Regions from separate parts of the Homo sapiens genome. Here regions 1 and 2 are each linked to region 3. The links are chromatin loops, found by intact Hi-C in ENCODE. Cell type or tissue: PC-3. All regions are shown on one strand. Links, peaks and the distances in the headings refer to the core of each region. The heading gives the core; the rest is flanking DNA.

Region 1 (8,118 bases), core at 1,507-5,506, 240 kb after region 3:
GACGATACCCATAAATATGTGTGATGGCTCATTTTGACATGTGTGTTCTACCTGCCACCAAAAGCGTCCAATTTATGAAGAGAAAAAATTAATTTAATGAAAGAATTGAAATTCAGAGTCAACATGTTTAGGTGCCAAATAGGTATTATAAAGTAAGGCATATAAAACTTTGGTTACTCAGTATTAGTTAAACCTTACTTAAGAATCTTGGACATTTATCCATAAACTTTAATGTGTATGAAAATCTAGGCAGTAGGTTATAAGTGGAGGTACCTTGGTACCCCCAGTTTTTCTGATTCAGTATGTGCAGAGAAAGTATGGGTGATGAGGAGGGTGATATGTATTGAGAAAAGTTTTAAGTTGTGTGTACATGTGTGTATTAAATTCTCATAGTGTAGTGGCCAGTTCCCTCCTACCCTCCTACCCTCCTATACATGCTACAGTGTGAACTAGGGTTAAGAAGGGAAAAAAGAATACATAGAATGAGAGAGACAGAAAGAGAGAGAGAGGGAGAAATTCAAATCTCTGGTACCAATAGATAGAGTTGTTAAAAGTATTAAATACATTCATGTGTTCAACCTATCATCTTAATCATTTTAAAAACAATTATATTACAAATTCAAATGCATCTCTTTTACAAATCTTTATACTCTTGAAAGAGATTTACGGACTCAAAAAAAGGTAACGTTAACATTTAGTGAGGACTTGCTGTGTGCCAACACTGTCCCAAGTGCTTAATGCACAGTAACACATTTAATTTTCACAATGCTGTGAGGCAGATGCCATGTTTATCCTTCTTTTACAGATGAAGAAACAGAGGCCAGATTTTGATCAAGTCCCCAAGGTCACACTGCTAGTGAGCTGCAGAACAGGTATCTGAACTCAAGCAGCCTGTCCTGGAAACTTAATAGTCAACCATATCGCATTTTTTAAACATTTGCTTTCCATCACTTCATTTATTGAATTTTAAACCTTGGCATAGGATTTTGCTGTTAAAAGAATTCTACACAGCTATTTTATTTCTCTGTATTATTTTAAGCCGCATTCTAGATGGATGAACTTGGAATTAGGACATTGATTCTCTCCTTTTTGACCTGCCAAGGTTGGATCACTAAATAGCACTGTTTTGAAACTCTAGAAGAGGACAGTTGTCACATTTTCTACAATAGAGCCCTCTAGGCCAAAGACACCCTCATTCCATGTAAGGTGGTAGATGGCCAGGGTACATTCTGGAGTGCTGCAATTTCATTTTCCCAGGTTATTTTAATAATTCCCTACAAAACAGAGCCCCAAGAAATCTCTTCTCACACTTAAAACAGCATGAGCTTCAAACTGCATGGTTATAAATATCTTTAAGACCACCCATTCTTTTCATTAGCAAGAAGGATAATATCTCTATTACAGCTGCAGGAACACACCCATGTTATGCTGTCTTTCACAGAATTACTGATATAACTCCTGGATTTTCTTTTCTTTTTTTTTTTTTCTGATTTTCCCCTCACTTTTAAACTTACATCACCTTCCTGAAGTCTTTCTTTTCACACTGGCCTAGTGCAAAAAAGTGATCTCATTTTAACGATAATAAAAATACTGCCCTTCACCAACGCAAAACTGATGCATGTTGATTATGACGCACCTGTCCCCTTCTGGATCTTTCTGTTTTATCTTCTCTAGGATCATTCTCTATTTTAAAGCTACTGTTGGGCCTCTTTCTCTTTTTGCTCCTTATCAGGATTTTTAATACAGATTCCACAAGTATCACACTACTTGAAAAATAGCTATCTAACTTCTTTTGGGATGAGGACTCCACATCTTCAGGAGGCATCTAATACTTCCCAAAATGAGGGCACTGACTGCTTCTTGGTGGTACCAAGTCTCAACCAAGAAAAACAGCAGATCATCCAATGCCTCCAATAAACAGATGACTCCCTTTCTATATGGAAGAGTATCCAGGTGGGAATAAGAAGAGCTTAGATGTCCTCAAAGCCTTTATGATTTAATCAGGAGGGAAAGTAATTCAGAGGAAATATGTTACAGAGCCAACTACATGTCAGAAGATAAAGTCCTACCCCCTTAGTCTTCATACGAGCCCTTCGGGCTATAAGTCTCCAGGGCCTCTGAATCCTCCTCCAACCACTCTAAATCCGAGTCCTGCATTCTGGCCACTCTGGGTGAAGAGCCCTTACCTAACCTAACGTTTAAAGACCCTTCCTGCTCCTACACCTTTGTTTTGGTACTTCCCTGCACCTAGAAGGCCACTTCCTCTCTCCTTGTTATCTGGCAAGCTCCTTCTTCCCACTTCAAATTCAGCTGTCGCTTCCTCTCATAAGTCACCCTTATTTACCCGTGCAGTTCCACATGTTTGAACATTTATCACATTGCTCTCATGACATCCACATCCTTTCTTCCACCAGGCTGTGAGAAACCGGGGGACAGGCAGAGACTATGCTCTTATTGTCTCCATCACTTAGCTGTGGAATCCGATATCTACTAGGTGTTTAGTAAAGGTTAGTGTCTTGAGTAGCCAGAAGCACAGTAGAGTAATTATGTATGATGTTCCAAATCTGGGTTCACATCCCAGCCCTGGTAATCCCTATGTGGGTGACCTTAATAAACTTACTTAACTTCCTTAAGCTTCAGTTTCTCTTCTATAAAATAAATATAATATCTACCTCAGAAGATTGTTGCTATGATAAAAAATAATATGTGAAGGAATGCAGTAAGACTTGGAAAATGGTAGTTATTAATATTGTCCTATTGTTAAAGAACAGCTTAAAGATAATAGGGTAAAATTTCATATATTTATGTGGAGGATATAATGAATAGAAAGGGGATGAGTCAGAGGTAGGTAAACCACAGCAGAATTTCTGGAGGAAGGCAATTTTAAAATTTAAAAATTGTAATGCAAATGCAACTTATAGCAGAGGCAAAAAATATACACAGCAGAAATAATGACACCAGGAGTAGACAAATAACACTGAAGCATGTTGAAAGAGGTGTCAAAATAATGGGATGTTGAGAGAGAACGGTGGGAGATGTTGAGCAGAGTCAATAAGATGGGACATGGACCCCTGGGGAAGCTCTCAAGTCATAGAATGAGGTGACTGTTGAAGATTTTTCATGCAGTTATATGTAGGATCTTTTGAAGCAGGAAGAGATTTGAAGGCAGGGAGAATAAATAAGAAAGACTGCAGTAATCCCAGGAACTCCATGTAGATAACTGTAAGGCTGTCCCTTACAAATGCTAATGTATTCATGCTAAATGAGTCCACTTTGGAATGTGAGGAGGCGGGAGGCAGAGGAAAGTGTTTATTAACCCTTGTTGACGAAAGCCACTCACTTATTGACTCTGAAGTTGAAGCAACCTGAAAAACAGCTTTATTTGAGAATGTCCAGAATTGAGTTAATGGCCAATCCCAAAGGGGAGAAGAGTAAGCACTTTTCAAGCATGTGCTGATCAAGACTTTTGCATATCTGAGCTCCTGCACTTCAAAGAGGACTTCCTGCTGGGTTTGCTTACTGCTTTAACTAAGTCCTTGAATTTAAGGACAGGAGATATTCTTGTAAGTGGAGAATTTTGAATAGTCAGATGTTGACCAATAGAGTTGCTCTTCCTGTTGGAAAATGATGCAGCTGGAGTGTTATTAATTGATCAAACTACTCCCCCACCTGGACTCCCAAGTGACTTTTCCCTGGTAGTTGTAAATGGGCAGGTATCAGAATTCAATTGTGAAGTGCCTTATGGTTATCCTGAAAGATTGGGATGCAAAGTCAAAAGTCCCCTCACCAAGAGGTCAGGTCACTAAGGTTAGGGTGCCCAGAACTGCATAATAAGTGTCAGAATACTGCCAGTAAGACTGCAAGGCAGAGTGTGGAATTGGAAGAACCCATGGTGAGGTATAGCAAGATGATAAATAGGCTTATCTTCCAGGGTTAAAGAAACAGCACCATGGAATCTGGTGAACCCAAATTGTGTTTGGAAACACAATTTTAAATTCAGTTGTCTTAGTAAGAATTGGATATATTTCAGAGCAAGAAAAGTGTACTTTTCTTCATCTAAGTACCAACATGTTAATTGTATTGTTTGTTGCATATAGTCATGACCTAACCCACCAGTGCCATTTTCCCCATATTGTGCTTAGCAATGATTATATTTGTTAGAAATTGGATCTGAAAAGTGATGACATTAGGATCCAAGTGCCAACAATTTCCTAGCATTGTATTTCAAATATTTGCAGAGACCAAAATGAGGAATTAATTACCTTACAATATTATCTTTAAACATTCATAAAATTTATTTAAAATCAGTTTTGTCTTAAGTTTTAAGTTTCCTCTACCTTTCTTTCAGAATTATTTGGAGAAAAAATATTCTAATGTTAAACATATTTGATTTTATGTCATTTTATATATTGCAAGTTGCAGTAGCATTAGCATATCAATAGATTTCACAAAGACAGTTTAGAATCACTCATTGATGAAATAACCAAATGGAAGTTCACAATACAAAGTACTACACAAATACCACATTTTCCTTTTAAAATACACTGAGTCAAAGGGAGCTATTATTATGAAAACCTTACATTTTAGGATGGTTTTTAGCTTTTTTAATATATATTATCCCATTTGATGCCCACTAGATACACTATATAAATAATGAAGTTGTGTGAAATGTTTTTGGTATTAAATGGCACTTGGCCAAATTAAAGACAATGAACCGTATTTCCATTTTTGGCATGTGATTTCAATTAATTCTGATAAGATTATACATTTCATTCCATGTGCACTGTATAAAAAATGAATTCATATGAGCTAATGTTATTAAAGTGTTTTGTTTGGCTCCTCCTGTCTCTGGAATGTACCAGGCAGCATGCAGAATATTGCAAGTTTGCATAAACAGAATGGCAGTATAATAGTCGAGTTGTATTTCTGTTGTCTTTTCAAGATATACCACAGCAGGACTAATGCCAATATATCTCAGCTTGAGCAAGATCCAATTTTCTCCTCTAAAATAAAAAGTCACTCCCAAGATTTAGACTTTCATTTTATAAAATTATTCCCTTAAAAATACACAAGATATGCCAAGACTGTAAAAAACAAAGACAAAAGCAAAAATGTGTATCTCCAGACACAATTTTTGCCCTATTAGGAAATGATATTTCATTAATCACTGCTTCACTGTACATTCTAATGTGTATGTGACTTTAAGGGTAATATATTGAGTACTGAGAGTTGCATGAGATGATTAACTTGATATTTTCACCACAAGGAGAAAAACCTTCATTTGTAAGGACAAATTAATACCTGATCAGATAGACCTAAAGCTGATGTTTCTAATTTAACAGTCTCTTCTCCAAATGACTTGGAAGAGTCCTAAAACCTGGGCTGTTATCCTAAGAAACATGTTTAAAATACTTGCCTTTAGCCAGACTCTGAAGTTTTTTTGGAGTAAAACCAGACATTTGATATGTCCCCTTGTTTTGTCTCAAAAGCTCCTGGGGTCAGATGTCACCAGTCATAATGCTTAATTCACTTGGGATAATATGCTACCAAGACATTCATCATGATTATACTGCTTAACCCAAATTAGTCAAAAGATTTAAAATCTTATCATTTTGCTGGAAGTTTATGAATTTTTTTTTCAGTTTTAAAGAGTCTAACTCAATTGTATCAATACATTAAATATTCCCCTAAACTCATATTTAATCTTGTATACATTCAAATTATTTCATCTTCCTAAAATAAATTCCTGACTCTTCACCTAAGCAAATCTTAACAACCTGTAAAATACCCATTCCTTTTGGAAATCTAACCTAACTATTCACTTCTATTTAAAATATTGCATGTGGCTGGGCACGTTGGCTCACGCCTGTAATCCCAGCCCTTTGGGAGGCTGAGGCAGGAGGGTTGTTTCAGCCCTGGGGTTAAAGTTTGGGCAACTTTGCAAGAACTCTTGACTCTACCATATACATATACATATATGTGTGTATATATATATATATGTTAGCCCAGTGCAGTGGTGCATGCCCATAATTCCAGCTACTTGGGAAGGCTGAGGCAGGAGGATTGTTTGGGCCCAGGAGGTTGAAGCTGCAGGGAGCCATGATTGCAACAGAGTGAGACCCTGTCTCAAATATATATATATATATATATATATATATATATATATATATAGTATCTCCACTTCTTTGTATCTGCACTTTCTAAGGACTTAAGAAAAATAAAATCATAGCTTTTCCAATGCAATGTAATAGTTAGCTCAGACCCTCTCTTACTGCCATTAACCCAATATGAAAACTAGAGTGGGACATAATTATAAATATGTTGCATGTATCTTATACTGCACTGTATTAGGCCATTATTGCATTGCATTTATATAAATAAATTCTTGAGACTGGGTAATTTATAAAGAAAAGAGGTTTAATTGGCTCATGGTTCTGCAGGCTTTACAGGAATCTTGGGGCTAGCATCTGCTCGGCTTCTGGGGACGCATCAGGAAGCTTATAATCATGCTGAAAGACAAAGCGGGAGTAGGCACATCACACGGCCAAAGTAGAAGCAAGAGATGGGAGGGGTGCCACCTTGAAATGGCCAGATCTCCTGTGAACTCACACAGCAAGCTCACGTATCACCAAGGAGGTGGCCTAAGTCATTAATGAGGGATCCACCCGCATGATCCAAACACCTCCTACCAGGCCCCACCTCCAACACTGGGGATTGCATTTCAACAAGAGATTTGGGCAGGGACAAATATCCAAACTACATCATATACTAATTATATTTCACTAGTTTATGTATATTTCAGATGTGTTAGTCACGTTTCCCCAACCGGATCTTAAGCTCATTACAGAGAATAAGGAAAAAAAAAAAAAACAATATTAACTGACGTGTTGTAAGCAATGGAATATGTTAGAGACTTTATATACACTATCCTAAGCAATCATTTAGTATTGAAGTTCAAAATCTTACACGTCTTGTATGACCTCCAAAATGCAGGGTACAGTTGATGTTCAACAGATGCTTCCTCATTTGAAAAACAGTATTTAAAGTCATTTTCTTCCATAGACGTTATTATTGCTAGTTAATTCTGTTAGCCATTAGTAAAGCGCTTTCCTTCTAAGATTAGCCAATTTTCACATTCATGAAAATTTTAGTCTCATTTTTATAAATGCCAATAATTCAGAGAAAGTATCTTGCAGTAACACAATAACTTTAATTAATGTGTTTTGTAAAGTCTTTCACTCTTCTATCTATTATTTCTGGGACTTAATATGGAAGGATAAGTTTACAGTAAATTCTCAGTCCAATTATTAAGTTATGGACTCTGGACTAAAAATGCTAGGCTCAGATTCTCGCTCTACCAATTTGAGCATGTTATTTAAACTTCAGCGCTCTCTCTGCTCACTGCAACCTTCGCCTCTTGGGTTCAAGCGATTCTCCTGCCTCAGGCTCCTGAGTAGCTGGGATTACAATTGCCCGCCACCACGCCTGGCTAATTTTTGTACTTTTAGTGGAGATGGGTTTTCGCCATGTTGGCCAGGCTGGTCTCGAACTCCTGAACTCAGGTGATCTGGCCTACTTGGCCTCCCAAAGTGCTGGGATTACAGGCATGAGCCACAGCACCTGGCCATTATTTAAACTTTCTAAAGCCCAGTTCCCTTATCTAAAAAGTGGAGATGTATATACCTCAGAGCTATGTGTGAGGATTAAATAAGATAATGTTTAAAAAATACCTGGCCCTTAATAAGCACTCAGTAAATATATTAGCTGTTATTTTATGATTACTTCATTTATAATTTGGTCTTCTTTGTATCTCCACTTTCTAAGGACTTAAGAAAAATAAAATCATAGCCTTTCCAATGCAGTGCAATCTAATGGATAGCTCAGACCCTCTCTTTACTGCCATTAACTCGATATAAAAACTAGAGTGGGACATAGTTTATCAGACCAAAGACCACACTTATGTATGCCAACTTTTTCCATACTTCACCTTGTCCCTCTTCTCTAGGGTCACCCTTTCTCACACTTGGTGCTCCATGGTCCAATGGCTCATGGTCCCAGTCATCCTCCTCACTTTTATTGCTAAAGAGGATCCTGCCAGTGTTACCCTAGTTTCTTCCC
Region 2 (8,118 bases), core at 1,507-5,506, 600 kb after region 3:
TCTTGCTCTGCTCAGTTTTGGGGTATTGCTCTCATCTGCATGGTTGAAGGTGGGAAGGATTGTCTTCGGCCAACCGTGTGTCTAGCTAGAACTCTATTACTGGAAAGGCAAGAGCTCCTTTGGGGGAAATCAAGCTACCAAAATGTGTATTTGTTGTTTTCCTGTAATGAAAAGTGGCAATTACATCTGCCATTATTTCAGAAGGACAGATGGACTTTACTAGTAAAGCAGCTGGGATGTCCTAGCTGACCCGCTAATGGAGTTAAAAATGGCTTTGTAAGGAACTCTTTGTACCAATTGGTTCCCAAACTGTCTTGTGAAGAAACGGAGAAAAAAAGAAGTTTTATATACAGGTATCTGGAAATGGGGGTAGGAAACAAAGAGGTTGGGGAGGCATTGATTTCTTCCAGCTGGCCTGAGTTACTCCCATTGAAAACAATTGAGAGCAGGGTTAGGAGCAGAAGCTGAAGGAGCTATGTCAATGAACAATTAAACTAGTAGTGATGAGAACAATGGAGACGAAAATAATAATATCCATATCATTTGTTGAGTGCTTACTAACTTCTGGCACTCTGCTCAGTCACTGGTATAACAATACAGTATTCCATTTAATGCTAACAATAATTTTATGAGGACAGAATTATCATTTCCATTATATTAAAGAAGGGAAAAAGTAAAAATTCAAGTTCAGAAAGGTTTTCTATGTTGCTAAAAATCAAAAAGATGCTAAGTAGCAGGGACAAATTTGAAATCTGGACCTAATTTTAGAGCCAAATTCGAAAACACCAAGTTATGTCTGACCCACCAGTAACAAAGTGCTGCTTGAAAGCTGGAGGAAGATTGCTTTCTTCCTATGCTTTTCAATACCTTTCTTTCTCCACCTCCCTTCCCTTCCTCCCACTCCCTTATCTCTTCCACCCCTGTAGGAGGACTAGTGTCCTCAGCCTTGGAGCTCTAGAGCTGACCACAGAGGATAGTGGTACTCAGGGTGGACTATTCTCAGAGAGGGACCCAGACCAGGGACTTGGTGAGGGGGTCTTTGAGGAAGAGGCCAGGGACAAAGAGGCCAGGGCTTATTTCTGAGTACACATGAGCTTTCCTCTTGAGACTTCCTGGAAGTACAGAAGACCTTAAGAAGGGCCCAATTCCTGGAAGATCTGGGTGCTAAGGTTGATGTGATTTCATTGGCCTTCCCATGCTGATGTGGCCCAGAACCATCTAGCTACACTGGTAACTGCCATAGACTATGCATTTGCCAAACTTTTCCCAAGTGCTTCTAGATCTGTAAGATGTAGGGACACGATGAGATGGTGCCTAAAATTCCTTTTAGCACGAACAAACCTATGAACCCATAATTTTTTTTTCAAATTCCAGCTGGAACTCAAATCGAGAGAGGAGGAGCAAATTGCAAATTCTTCTTCTTCTTTTTTCTTTTCTTTCTTTTTTTTTTTTTTTTTTTTTGAGATGGAGTTTTGATCTTGTTGCCGGTCTGGAGTACAATGGTCCGGTCTTGGCTTACTGGAACCTCCGCCTCCCAGGTTCACATGATTCTCCTGCCTCAGCCTCCCTAGTAGCTGGGATTACAGGCACCCACCACCATGCCCAGCTAATTTTTGTACTTTTTTTTAGTAGAGATGGGGTTTCACTATGTCAGTCAGGCTGGTCTTGAACTCCTGACCTCAGGCAATCCATCTGCCTCAGACTCCCAAAATGCTGGGATTACAAGCGTGAGCCACCGCGCCCAGCCGGAGCACATTCTTTTATGCTGATTATGATTCTCTGAAGAAGACCTCAAGGCCAATGTGACAAACGGGAGGGAAGAGCAAAAGGAGACTTGGCTCAGGGCTAAGCAATCATCTAGAAAGTTAGCATTTTGAGACACAACTTGACTAGAATGTTTTGCTTCTATTTATTTATCTAGAAAATCTTAACATGACCAAGGAAATCATGATTGTCACTGTTTTTCCTGGGCACCCTCCCTCCCCTGGCCTGGAGTCCCTAATTATGTGTAATTGGCTCAGGCTCCTGGGCCTCATAACTTCTTAAAGATGCATAAGAGGAAGTCATTCTCTTTCCTCAATGATGAGTATAGTGAGAATCCCCGTAAGTGATAAATAGATGAAGGAATTAATTTACATAATCCTCTTTCTATCTGTCCCTCTATCCATCCTTCCATCCATTTATTCAATAGTCGTTCATTTAGCACCTCCCATGAATCAAATACAGTATGCATACTGGAATTAGCATGTCCAGAAAAAGACATTTTCTGCCCTTGGGAATTTCAAAAAAATTCAAGAGAAGTGCTATGGCTTGAATATTTGTGTTTTCTCAAAATTTACTCATATGTTGAAATCCTAATACCCAAGGTGATGGTATTAGGAGGTAGGGCCTTTGGGATGTGATTAAGTCATGAGGGTGGAGTCTTCATGAATGGAACTAGTGCCCTTATAAAAGAGCCCTGAGAGAGATCCCTTGGCCCTTCCACCATGTGAGTATACAGAGAGAAGGTATGATCCATGGATCAGGAAACCAGCCTTCCCTAGACATGGAATCTGCTGGCACCTTGATTTTGAACTTCCCAGACTCCAGAACTGTGAGAAATAAATTTCTGTTGTTTATAAGCTACACAGTTTATGGTATTTTGTTACAGCAGCCTAAACAGAACAAGACAGTAAGTGGCAAAGAGATAGCAATGTGTTAACTGTTTTGATTGAAATTGAATGGTAAACCAAGTTGTATGCATCACAGAACAGGAGTAAAAAGACAAGCCTAAGAAGGGTCTTTGCTTTCTTCCTTTTTTTTTAGAGTCAGAGTCTTGCTCTGTTGCCCAGGTTGGAGTGCAGTAATACCGTCATGGCTGACTTGCACCTCAAACTTCTGAGCTCAAGCAATCTTCCTGCCTCAGCTTCCCAAGTAGCTGGAACTACAACTGCAAGCCACTATGCTCAGTTGTTTTTTATTTTTTATTTTTATATTTGTTTATTTATTTATTTATTTTTGAGACGGAGTTTTGCTCTGTTACGCAGGCTGGAGTGCAGTGGCACAATCTCGGCTCACTGCAAGCTCTGCCTCCCGGGTTCATGCCATTCTCCTGCCTCAGCCTCCCGAGTAGCTGGGACGACAGGCACCCACCACTATGCCCAGCTAATGTTTTTGTATTTTTAGTAGAGACGGGGTTGTTTTTGTTTTTTTAGAGACAGGATCTTGCTATGTTTATCAGGCTGGTCTCAAACTCCAAGCCTCAAGTGATCTTCCTGAGTCAGTGCCATTATAGGCATGAGCTACTATGTCTGGCTCCAGGTCTTAAAGTGTGAGTATGAATTCCTGGGGGATTAAGAGGAAAGGCATTCCTGGAAGCAGATATATAGGATGGTATGGGGAAAGGTTTGCATGACACACTTAGGCAATAGGAAGCAGTTTTACATGATTCAGCACACAAGATATTAATGAAGATAAAGAAAAAGATTGGTTGATTTTACAGAGACGTTGGTGTAATATGCTAAGAAAGCTCATATTATCATGAGGATAATAGAACTGCTGAAACAGTTCAGGTGGAAGAAAACTTATTCCTTAAGAGAATTATGAAAAATAAGGTATTCTTAAATTGGCAATCCATTTGTGACCCCTAGTGCCAATGGTGGCTTCTAACATCTATTCCCATTTCACAGTGTCTTGCTGTGCATTGATTCTCATCCTTAAGTTCTCATCATCCCCAGTATCACCTGGGAACAGTTAAAAACCTTAATGACCCAAATCTACTCCATTCCAGTGAATTCAAAATTTCTAGAACTGAGACCTAGACATCAAAAATATCTTAAAGCTTCCAGGTTATACCAACTACAGCCAAAGTTGAGAACTGCTAACCTAGTGGTGTGCTGGCAAGAAGAGCATGAGACCACTCTAGTGTATACCCTGCTAAGTCTCAGCTCTCCTATGCCATCCTTTAGGATATACACTGAATCCCTTTTCTGTCAGGTTTCAGTCTATATTTCTAAAAAAGGACTTCCTTGAGAATGGTATTGGAGTTCACTTCCTCAAATAGATCAGAATTTATTGTTGGAGGCAGAAAAATTAGCTAAGTGTTACAATACTGTAAGATAGTTACTCTGGTGTTAGTCTTTGCACAGATTGCTGTGGAAGAGACACTTACATTCAGAGAGGCAAGGGGAGGTGAAGTGTGTAGGAAGAGAAGCACTGAGGCAGAGTACAGGGTCCCAGGGATGAAGGACAAGAGGATTATTTTAGGTGGCGGGATCAGAATGTGTAAGGCACAAAGGCATCAAAGAACATGGCAAAGACTCAGGGTTCTCCCGGCACTTTGTTCATAGTATTTGTAGTATAGTCCCCACATTGTTGTGTCCAGTTCATTGTATACAGATTTAGTACTATTTCTATCCTATGAGGACTTTGAGGGTACATATGCCCAGAACACAGACAGCATGGCAGCATGGTCCTTGCTATATAATAGCCTCTCATGAATTAACCTGTTTTGCAGGGGGGAAACAAAGAAAGATTTAATACAGAATTCAGTCAGACAGAAGGTTGGAAATAACTAGCTTGAATATCATGAACTGACTTAAAGATTAAAAAAAAGGAACATAAATATTCATGGGAAAAAGATGAATTGAAACCAGAAGTTTCTCATGAATGTCATACCAGCTTAAATGTCTGAGTAGTGTCCAAATGAAATGCAGTGACTTCCTTTTGGTCAACATCCTAATCAATATGATCAGGTCTCTCAAATTGTATCCCATACTTCGAAGTCACACTTTGATTCATAGGGAATTTCCATTCTTCCTTACAGCTGTTGAGAGGGGAGTTCTAACAAGAGGAAGTAGCTCTGTGCACCTTCCTCACTTCCTTCCTGGCTGTGTCATTCCTGGGTCTGGGTCACCAGCTGCATCCAGGAGTCCCAGAGGGTGTCGTGAATGTTACTCACAGTGTAAATGGATCTAGAACACAACTTACTTAGAGCCATATCTTCTAGTTTTGATTTGTGTTAGAAGTGATCACAAAGTCGTTTAAACTTAAATGACACTGTCGAAACTGACATCAGTGAAAAGTATTTATTATAAACGTGTTCATTGTATATCTTAATTTCAAGGCTCTTACCGTTTTCTGTGCTTAAGTATTCTCTAATGAGAATCTTTACAAAAATTATTAAGGTGGGAAGCAAGTGGTATTATTCGCATTTAGATAGATAAACGGTGACAAAGATGCTTTCTTAAAAAGTTTTTAAACAAATATTGAGTCACAGGTAGGACTTGTTTAAACAAGTGAAAGCATTTCCAATAAGTACACATTGAAAAAAACGGACACATGGGTTGCATGAAATAACAGCTTCATGTGATCATCTCAGGGAGTTTTCCTAAGCATGCTGATTGGATTGGGTTAGTATTCGGTCAATGGCTTTTCCATACTTTTAAAGTTTGCCATCATTACTTCAAGAAAGTGAGTCTTGTCACTATCATTAAATACTTATTTGGAGCTCTGTAGCTATTTATTTCACTTCTTGTTTGAGCTTTAACACTGTGAAGATCTCAGATATTTTCCATTCATTATTCATATGAGGTTCATTGGATATATTCATCCATTTCTTTATTTTCTCTGCATCTGATATGGTTTGGTTTTGTCCCCACCCAAATCTCATATTAAATTCCCACGTGTTGTGGTGGGTCGGGGGGACCTGGTGGGAGGTCTTTCCCATGCTGTTCTCATGATAGTAAATAAGTCTCACGAGATCCGATGGTTTTATAAGAGGAAGTTTCCCTGCCCAAGCATTTTTTTTTTTTTGCCTGTGCCATCCATATGAGACATGCCTATCACCTTCCACCATGATTGTGAGGCTTCCCCAGCCAAGTGGAACTGTAAGTCCACTAAACCTCTTTCTTTTGTAAATTGCCCAGTCTCAGATATGTCTTTATCAGCAGCAAAACGGACTAATACAGCATCCTCTACCATTTTCAGCAAACTCCTTTTTATTCTGTAGTACTTTATATCTCTGATTTAAATCACATTTGCTGTTCTTGAATTCCTGTTTGAGCAAAACAAATAAACAAACATAAATGGCGTAGAATTAGTTGAAGAAATTGCCTTAAGGTAAGGCTCCAAATCTGACTATTTTAAAATATCTTAGGTTTATCTCTTTTAGATATGCCAATCTCAGGGCAGAGGTAGGTGAGGAAAGAGCTTATATGACTGCCCCTTCTCTGAGATTCAAAAAACGAGAAAATAAATTCTGTTGTTCAATTCTAAGACAAGTGGAAAAGATCAAAGACTTTATTACAGTTTTTTTATTTTTATTGAGCAGATTCACTTGGAACTTTGGCTTGCATGTGGAATGTTTACCTTTTAATAAGTGATCTGTTTAAATGTGGATCAGAGAACAAGGGTTTCTGTTTTACAGTTCAACTTTTGACCTTGGGGGATGAATGGGTGGAGGCTAAGAGGAAAAGTCCACTGTGTTTCTGCTGAACTTTTTACCCTTAAGAAAAAAATGAGCAAGTTTAAAGTTCACACAGTGCACAAGAGGTCTCCGCTGGGGATTTCTCGTATTATTAACTTCCTGACCTCAGATAATTAAAAAGGAAGAGCAGAGCCACCTCAGACTGTGACTCAACTTTGAACTTTTAACCTCCCAAGTAAAGTATTTAAATTGTAAATGGTAGACCCTGGAAGCTTTCTTATTGCTATTAAATTCCTTCATCCTTGGTCACAAAGTTATAATCTAGGCCAAAAGCATAGCCTGATCTTTCCTTTTTATTTACTTAACCTCTTTTAACAGAAAGGACTGAGAACACTATTTACCTAGAAATGACAGGTATTCTGGTGAAAGAAGTTAAGCTTAAAGGGTCACTGAATTTTGGAGCTGGAAGCAACCATAGATTATCTGTCCACTTCCCTCAGTGTGGAAAGAGAATACTGAGAACCAATTGGTTGAGTGACTTCCTTAAGGTCAGATAGTTAACAGGAGAACAAAAGAGCATCTCTAATTCATTAGCTGTATTTGTTTCAGTAGAAGAAGGATTAAAGCACGATTGGGGTTAAGGAATATTTCCCTATATTGCATAAGGGTCTAGAGGATCTGTGGCTTCTTTTTCTTTTTTTACATTAAAATTCATGAAGTAAAAAAAATCACTAGATAGGGATCAGGAGATCTGGGTCCTAAGTAGTGGCCCCTTCGCCCTTATTTATTGTGGAACCTTAGGAACTCATTTAACTTTTCCAAGCTGTGATTTGCTTTGTTGTAAAATGAAATACAGTTGGGAGGAGGTAATAAGCATCTGAGACCCCTTTCTGTTATAACGTATTTTGGTTCAATGGTATTCTTGCCTTAAGAATTCTCACTGCAATTTATGTTTAAACCTGAGCAGATATACAATTATAGGCAACATCTGTTTTTTTTTCTTTTTTTTTTTTTTAATACAAGATAAGGCTAGATGGCTGTGGTTTTAGGGTAATTGGTTATATCATGCTGAGCTTGACATCGATGGTAAGGTTCTCCTTATGTTAAAACAAAAATCCCAAAGGAAGCTGGGAATATAATGTAAGGAGGAGTGAGGGACAGAAAAAGGAAGAACAAAAGAAGCCAGACAAAGAAGAAGGAAGAAGAAGGGATGATCAGGAGAAAAGGCATCAGAAAGGAGGGTGACGGGGATGGTGGCCCCTCAGTTGGATAGGGACTCAGTCAAAGCTTGTCATACTGACAAAGCCAATGAGGACATTGTGAATCTGCCAGAGTCACATGCTGTTAATACCAAGGCTTGGATAGGCAGCTCCCACTGGCACTGGTACAACACACAGCATGCGGGACAGCCAGTGATCGGTGGGGCCCACTCTTCCCTCCTGCTGTTTGCTAACACCTTTATTGCCTCCAGTTAGTTACTCACACCACTCTCATTCCCATCTGTCGAGGAGCGTTCCCTTCCAACATTCTGTCCTCCTTCTCATATACGAGAAAAAGACCCTCCCAGTGTGACTGCAAACTGCAGAATGATACTGAGCTCTGAAATCAGGCAAGTTTGGAGTGGGGTTAGCAGTGATTTTCTTGTTTCCTAGTCCTAAGGAGTAAGCAGGTTGGAACTACAGGATGCTACTCGGGACCCTTCTGCAGACACA
Region 3 (8,118 bases), core at 2,388-6,387:
AAATATATTAATCCCTGGGAGGACAAAATAGAAGAAGCGCAATGCATGTTCATTTTCATTCACACTGTCTCAGGAACCGTATGGAATTACAGTGACTGCTACTTGCAAGGTGATTGGCAATGGGGTCTTCCTAGCTGCGACAGAGTCACTTCTTCAGTGATGCCATCTAATGAGACTATCAATTGGATCTGATATTATCCAAATGATTAATTCAGATAATTTGGGGGAAAAAAGATATGTTGAAATTGAGTACTCTGTTTTCTATTTTGCACCAATGATTTAAAGAATAATTAGAAAACCAAATATTTAAATATTTAGCACCAAAATATTTAAAGTATAATTGTGACATCTGATAGACATATTAAGCTTTTAAGATGTTGGCGTCTCATTTTGAATATAGGCTGAAGTCAGAGGTCAATATTTGTGGTAATTAGAAAATGTATATAAAGGAACTTAATATTGTCTCGTTCTTGTTAGTTTTGCATTTTGGACTATTTAAGTATCCCAGAGTTGTGAATTAGGATTTATGTTTGTCACAAAAGCAAATGAAATGAACTCAGTGAATTTATCAGATTATCATCTTACAACACATTAATTAAATATTACCTATTACATATTTGTGTCTATAATTACTATCCAGTAATTATTAAACCAAGTCTGGTATTCTTGCAAATCAAACTATACAATCCAAGTAAATTTTTACCTTCAAATCTTTTTTCTGGCCATTTGTCTTTTTCTTTTAATCATACATTTTCTTTGGAGTTGTTAAAAGAGCAAAGTCATACATTTGAGTAAGTGCAGATGGCCAAGATTAAGAGAACATTCAGGCTAGGGTCCCTCCAACATAATTTAATTTAGGGGTTCGAGAGTTCCAGAAAGCTTTCCGCTGGGGTAGAAAGGCATTTTAGGAGGATGTGAGTGACTGGCAGCCTTGCCGAAGTAATTTGTACTCTCTTTCCAGCCAACTGCAATAACATCAACTTCAAGTGATAAGGATACTGCTAAATTTGCTTTAATTAATGTCAGGTTCCTGAGTAATAAATCACTATTAATTGTTGAGTTAGTTTTTTGGAAATGGCCTAGTCTTTTTGGCTGTTGCTGATATTTGGCTGGGAAAGTCTTCCACTTGTGGAGGCCCTACCTGCTCAATCATTTACTTTACTGTTCTTAGCTTTTCAAGGTAAGAATTTCATCACGGTTGAAGGTCCATGAAATTACTCTCATTTTATTTTGCAATTTTCCCAAAGAGTAGAATTTCATAACCTAATGTGGAATTCAAAAAGGGAAAACATCTATATGATTCTACTCTTCTAATCCCGAAGAGTAGAATTTCATAACCTAATGTGGAATTCGAAAAAGGAAAACATCTATATGATAAAAAATAACTGAACTTCTGTCTTCATTTTTCAATATTTTCTGGAGATGCCAGGATACACAAAACCTGTATTTTTTTCCTCTCTTCTCCCTATAATTTAGAGATGCATTTCTGAGTTGCGTAATTTCTAAAAAAGAATGTGTGTGCGTGCGCACATGCGTGTGTGTACTTGTGTATGTGTGCGTGTGTGTGTGCACATGGGTGTGTGCATGTGTGTGCGTGTGTGTGCATGCATGCACGTGTGCCTGTGTGTGTGCACGCATGCATGTGTGCATGTGTGTGTGTGCATGTGTGTGTAAGTTCTCCTAGCTATTTGGTCTATCCTTTAATTCAACTTATTTGAGCTGGTTGGTCTCATCTAGTCTAACCTTGCAAAGAATCCCCTTCTCAACCAAGGATCCATCTTGTGCAATAGCTTCTTGCTTCTGAGGCTTCCTAGAGCTCTATTTTCAGTTCAGTTTGGATTTGTACTTCTTGCTTCCACTGGGTGACTTTATTCTTTGTAGTGTACACTGTCACATGCATGCAGGAAATATGCATAGGTAAGTTCTAGTCTGGGCTGATCCTACAGATGTTTGATATGTTGTATAATTATGCCTCCTTGATATGTAACCATAGGCCATTTCAAATTCTGTTAAATTTGAAATATACCAAGTAGCATTATTGATTAGTTAATCCATGGACGTCATAAATTCTGAACTCTCTAATTGGCATATCTTGTATTGGTCCTTCAGATTCTCAGAGAAATGTGTCTGAACCAGGGTAAGAAAGGAACGACTTTCTTAATGCATTACATTGCAATTCAGTGAATATGCTAAGCTACCACATTAGGAACCTGGCCAAGCTCTTTAGTCAATTTTCAATTAATTTTAAGTGGGGGGAGGGGCAAAGGGTGCTGAAAAAGAAATGGGCTGAGAATTAGAGAGCCTGACACTGACATCTGACACACAGACAATTTACTGAACCTCATTTTCACATCCATTAATTCAGTGAGAGCTGGATGGTTGGGCTGGGGAGTTCCTCATGTCCTTTCCACTGCTAACTTTCTATGAATAATTCTTAATGTCCACCTGTAACCAGTCCATTGCTTATCAATTTCTTTATTTCACAGGGAGTAGGAGCAAAGTAAGGTATTAAAACTCGGATGGTCGCTTTTTTTTGTTGTTCTTACAACTTCTGGCATATAAGTTTAGGTTTGAAAGAAGAATTAAACCATTTATAAAAACAGAGAAGGAAATTATCTGTAGATTTGTGAACATACACAGCAGCTTCTCATTTAGCATATAAAATTTAGAACTGGATTTTTAAAAAATAGAATCTTTGCTAAACAAATGCATATTTTTCCTTCAACTTTTCTTTGTCTACAAAAATTTCTGAATACTAGTCCCCCCAATCGTCACTTATAGTTCTTATGAAGCAACTAGCTTCTTAAAAGCTTTGAGTTTACTCATCTCTCAACAGTGATTATAAGAGCCTCATTTGCACTCAATCAAAAAGTATGCCTATTTCAATGTCTTGTTATACTTCAATGATTTTCTAGCTTCACCTCAGCAGTGATTTTGCAGGATAAGAGTGGAAACCACTGGAAAATAGAAGACTGAGGAGAATTGTGTAGCATTGTATAAGATATCATAGGTATGGGTTGTTTTAATGGACTCCTCTTTACCCCATTAGTGAGGAAGGGATTTCCACGCTAGGGCTAAGGTGATGGCCATATACACAATACCTGGTGCTGGACAGATGGGATAGACAGCAATTTATTAGTCACATATACTCACAGCCCAGGAGAGGAGGACACTGCATGCCAGGGAGTATATCACCAGGAACAGAGTGAACAACCAGGGGCTGTGGGAGCAGGCTTTGTAGTATCAAGAGGGCATGATGTCCTGGTTCCCACAAGACGACGTGATTGGCTTGTTTGAATAAATCCATAGGCTAGCTGGGAACTGAAACCTACTCCCCAGTAATAGGCAGAAATTGTGCCTGGTCACCTCACTAAGGAGAGTTATTCAGTTAGGGAGCTTTATTCTCACAAGCAAAGTGAGGAGGGGAACTTGCAGTTAGACCATTTGAGACCCTCCATTCTTAGCAGATGTCAAGCAGAAAATAATATTGAATTTTAGTTTTAGTTCTAACGACACATGGATATATGAAGTTATATATTTTTTAAAAAATTATCTAAAGCAAAATTAAGAAAATTAAGAGGATCATATTTAAATAAAATATGGGAAACAATTATTGGTGAGAAATAAAGACTAATTTTTTTTGGAATAATATGTCAGAAGATGTATTCAAGCTTTAATAAATAACATCAAAATCCTGGAGAAAATGTTTTGTTTGGATAGAAAATGGGTGAATTTTAGGATCTTCCAGTTTTAAGCTTTTATCGTTTGTTATCACCTGATTGATAGTTTGTCTTTCTCAGGGATTTCATTAATAAATACCTTTTCCTGGTTTTAATTTCCCCTTTTGTTCTAAAGTGTCTCTGCATAGGTAATCTAAGCTCTTTCTGCATCTTACAAGATTGAGGTTGGCTTTTCCGGTATTTACTTTGCTTGGCTTTCACAGAGCAAATTTGAATTTATGATTTTAGGTTTGCTCAGCTCTTTTGTATATAAGAAAATGCTCTGCAAACAACAATTCAATAGACTAATTTTTATGTAATTTATAAATTGCAACACATTTTTAATGAGAAGAAACTATTCAGAGGAATAGTATTAAGGATGAACCTAACACTATTGAAAGGCTATTTTTCAATAAATGCTAGTGTAGTTTACAATCTTTTATGGTAGAGATGTATTTACCATAACCAACTCCTTCAATTTTCCTGGTACTTGTTTTGGCACTGAAAATATCGCATCCTAGGAAGCCTGTGAATCCTGAGAAAACCAAGACGGTTGGTCACTCTAGTTGTATTCCCATTAGAACTTATATTTCAGCAGGTCAGAAATAGATACAAGGTGACTGGCATATATCTTTTTAAAGTATTGTATTTCTTGCTATATCCCTGACACTTAAAAGATTTCTGGGTGTGTAGTAGGTTTTCAAAAAATATTTGATGGCAAAATGATTGAGAATACAGCCTACCAGTCAATGTCTAATTAACTCAGAAGGAGAAGGTTTATCTCATTGGAATATCATCTTTATCTGTTAGGAACCATCTCTTCTAATTCATGTGAGATAAAAATAGTTCTCTGATTGGAGAATACCTGGCGAAGTGTGCTGAATCAGTCAAAAGGAATGAGTGTTCCAAAATGTGAATGCTAGTCAGTTTGTAATGAGTATCATTGAAAATCCCAAGTTAAAAAGTCAGATGCTTGTTTATCATGTTACTCAAAGCATCTTTAGTAAAATACCCAAACCTCTAAAATTATCAATTTCACCTAACCCTTTGTGAAGACTGTACATGTCCACTCAGGTCTGATGGTGTAGGAGAGGCGGGGCAGGAAACCCACACTTGAGAAGGGACTCTGAGGCTACTTGCTGCAATCTGTCCAGCAGAGGGCGGTGGTACACCTCTGCAAAGACCGAGGCCCACTCTGGGATACGCGAGGATGGTCAGAAAGATGCCTAAGGCCTGCCTGCAAGCGCAGAAAATTAAGAGCATTGGGGAAGGATTCTATGCAGGAAAGCTCTGAGGTCACTTGATACAAGCACAGTGCTATCGTGCACAAGCTGTGGTTTCCCAGTGAACAGTCTTAAGTCACTCAGAAATATATGAAGTCTCATAATTTTACTTTAACCTAAAATAAAACAAAAACAATAAATTATCGTTCCTGAGGGCCAATGCACTAACTACAAAGCTCATTTAAAAATGAAAAAAACACTAAATACTCAAAACCAAGACAAAACACAAATGTATAAAGTTTAAAGGAAAAATCCTAATCATTTTTTCTAGCTTCTGATGATATCGAACATGTTCAGTGCCTTAAAGTTTCCCAAAGTTACAGTGACATTCTTTTAAACATACAGGCTTTTTGAGATCTTTAGGATTCTACTAGTTTTGTGTTTTGTGGCAAACTCTTGTGGCACAGAGCAGTTAAGTGCTTTATTTAGGGACACATAGCTAGATGGAGTAGAGCCAGTTAGTTTGAAAACTAGTTTATTTCTGTCTGCACTCACCTATGGCACTCTCCAATTACATACCACATATTAAATAACATTATATTTATCATTAATGATTACCCATGCTTTAACTGAAGACAGGTATTTCTTACAAATAATAAGGTGATTTCACCAAGACTAAACTTGATAATCTGATTTGTGTCCTAAAATGTCAACTTGCCCTGTAAATAATAATTCAGAAAAAAAAAAAGAGTGAAGTGTTACTTTCCAAAGAGCAGGAAAATTCTGGGTGCAAGAAAGAAACATTATTTCTAGATATCATTAAGGATTTCTTTAGTACTTTCAGAAAGGACATAAAGCATCTTTAGAAAAGAGAAGATAATGGTGAAATGAGGGAGGTTCTGTGCTCACTAGTGACATTTAATTTTCTTTGCTGAGGATGAAGAGGAAGATGAGGTCTCTGGGGACAGCTCCTAACATGCTTGCAGCAGGGTGACATTGTTGAATGCTTTTTCTGACTTCCATTTTTTCAGGGTAGTGAGAGCTGTTTGGCTTCTCCCCCTGGAATCTGCAGTCATTTGCTACCCTACAGCAAAATCTGGGTGATCACAGTTAGGAAAAATGGGTTCTGTGACTTCACATTTACATTCTGCACTAGTGTTCATGGGCTCCATTATTAAAAAAAAAAAAAAAAGAAAGACCCTCAGGGGACCCCCTTTCTCTGGCCTTGAAAGCTACATGGCAAATCTATAGCAAAGCTATTTGAAGGGTATACGTACTTGTGAATGACATGTGGTCCGCTCACCATCAGGAACAGATCTTCTTCAAGCACAGTCCTCTAACGTGAGCTGCTTGGCTTGGCTATCCAGGAGTTCAACTGCATGTGCTGTTTGGATTTGTTTGTGTCCAAATATATGTTTAACAGTAACTAATTTTTTTTTAATTGAGACTTCGCAACGGCAATAAAGAAGATTACTTCAGAATGACCCATCTGTAATTTACAATAAACTATATTTAATTTATTCAATTATGCATATAAAGCATATCTATGCATACATGTATGAAATGCCCAGAAACCGTGCTCAGCTTTAACTAAAATGAGATCCCTGGGTCCCCTACTAATCTTTTCTACATTCTTTTTTTGTTTTGAGACGGAGTCTCACTCTGTTGCCTGGCTGGAGTGCAGTGGCACGATCTTGGCTCACTGCAACCTCCACCACCTGGTTTCAAGCGATTCTGCTGCCTCGGCCTCCAGAATAGCTGGGACTACAGGCACCTGCCACCACGCCTAGCTAATTTTTGTATTTTTAGTAGAGACAGGGTTTCACCACGTTGGCCAGGATGGTCTCGATATCTTGACCTTGGGATCTGCCCACCTCGGCCTCCCAAAGTGCTGAGATTACAGGTGTGAGCCACTGCCCCCAGCCCCTACTAATCTTTTCTAGCTATGCACAGCTTAGGGGGAAAGTATCTTCAGTTTTGACCCTGATCCTCTTACTGTGTCATTATTTGAATTTTTTTTTTTAATCATAGGTTGACTTCCCTCTGTGTTCTCTGTTTTTATGTGGATCTGCCTCAGTGTAGTCACTTCCTGAGTCAAGACAGATGTGCTAATTGGAAGAATTCTCAGTCTCTCTCTGTTTGCAACCATTTAGAGTTCAGACTTTAAAATACAGCCTTTGCAGCAGAATTTCCACAGCTTGTATTTCTGTTCTTATTTACTACTATACATAGCCCCGCAAGGGCTGGATATGTGAAACTGCTCCATTTCTGTAAATATGTCTATTGTAACTCTTGATTATATAATTCCTCTTCATCTCTACTATAGTAGCCCCTTCAAATTGGAATTCAGTATCCCTCTTATGTTTGCATGTAGCACACTATACTTGTCTTCTCACAGAACTCATCAAACTGTCTTCAAATTGTCTATTTATTATCTGTTTCCCATTAGATTGTAAGGTCTGGGGACAGGAACACTCCTATCTTTATTTGTTCATTCATGCAACCAGTGAGTTGTTTCCTCCTGCCTCCATGCCACTAGTATTTGTTGAGCATCTACTATGTGCTAGACGTGCGTGCACACACGCTCAAACACACTTAAGAGCACAGCAGACATTTTCCTTGCAATCATTATGTCATCATTGAGCTAATAGGCTAATGAGGCAGGCAGAGGTTAATCAAATAATCAAACAGACAACATGAATTATCATTAAATGTGATGAAAGAAGGAGAGGTACATGATACCATGAAATTAATACAAAAGTAGCTGGGTGTGCAGTAGGTGAAGTGAATTCTGAACTGAAACTTAAAAGATGACAGAGTTAACTAGAAGGCAAAGTGGGAAAATAGTATTGCAGGCTACAAAGCTGCAAGGCAGAAAGGGTAAGTTTGAGAAATGGAAAAACATTGTGGTTGGATAACAGACAGTGAAGAAGAGAGGGGTGGTAGATGAAGCTGAATAAACAGGTATGGAACAAATTACACAGGGCCTTGGCCGCCGTGTTAGGAGTGTTGGCTTCCATCTAAAGAGCCGGGGAAATCCAGTGGAGCGTTTTAAGCACGAGAATCACAAGACCCTGTATGTAATTGCTCTGACTCCTGTGCAGAAGATGGATTGGATAGGATCCGAGTGAATGTAGAGATTTACCAAGGTGGCTCCTACAGCAGTCCAGGCAATA

What was found. Hi-C counts contacts between places; a loop is a spot of excess contacts. Peaks named below come from ENCODE experiments on the same cell type or tissue, not always from the same donor. Only the 100,000 strongest peaks of a DNase experiment are listed, where the experiment ranks them.
Region 1: a loop joins it to region 3, with 8 times the contacts of the local background. A loop is called at or near these places in 9 of 110 quality-filtered maps.
Region 2: a loop joins it to region 3, with 3 times the contacts of the local background. A loop is called at or near these places in 90 of 110 quality-filtered maps.

Annotation. Positions count from the first base shown.
Region 1 is chr21:15,237,811-15,245,928 of GRCh38, reverse strand. No RefSeq gene overlaps it. Among named protein-coding and RNA genes, the nearest start is that of LINC02920, 170 kb to the right of the region's middle. RefSeq lists enhancers at 2,905-3,519, 3,520-4,135. In PC-3, for the core only: a CTCF peak has its summit at 3,692; no DNase peak of the experiment used is centred there; H3K27ac peaks cover 1,516 bases.
Region 2 is chr21:14,876,362-14,884,479 of GRCh38, reverse strand. All of the region lies in intron 1 of ASMER1 (adipocyte associated metabolic related lncRNA 1), which reads left to right. Among named protein-coding and RNA genes, the nearest start is that of ASMER1, 38 kb to the left of the region's middle. RefSeq lists enhancers at 4,658-4,952, 6,361-6,430. In PC-3, for the core only: a CTCF peak has its summit at 3,645 (motif pointing left); DNase peaks (open chromatin) are centred at 3,329, 4,869 and 5,319; H3K4me3 peaks cover 856 bases; H3K27ac peaks cover 3,246 bases.
Region 3 is chr21:15,480,124-15,488,241 of GRCh38, reverse strand. No RefSeq gene overlaps it. Among named protein-coding and RNA genes, the nearest start is that of USP25, 250 kb to the left of the region's middle. RefSeq lists a silencer at 5,030-5,079. In PC-3, for the core only: a CTCF peak has its summit at 4,875 (motif pointing right); a DNase peak (open chromatin) is centred at 4,891.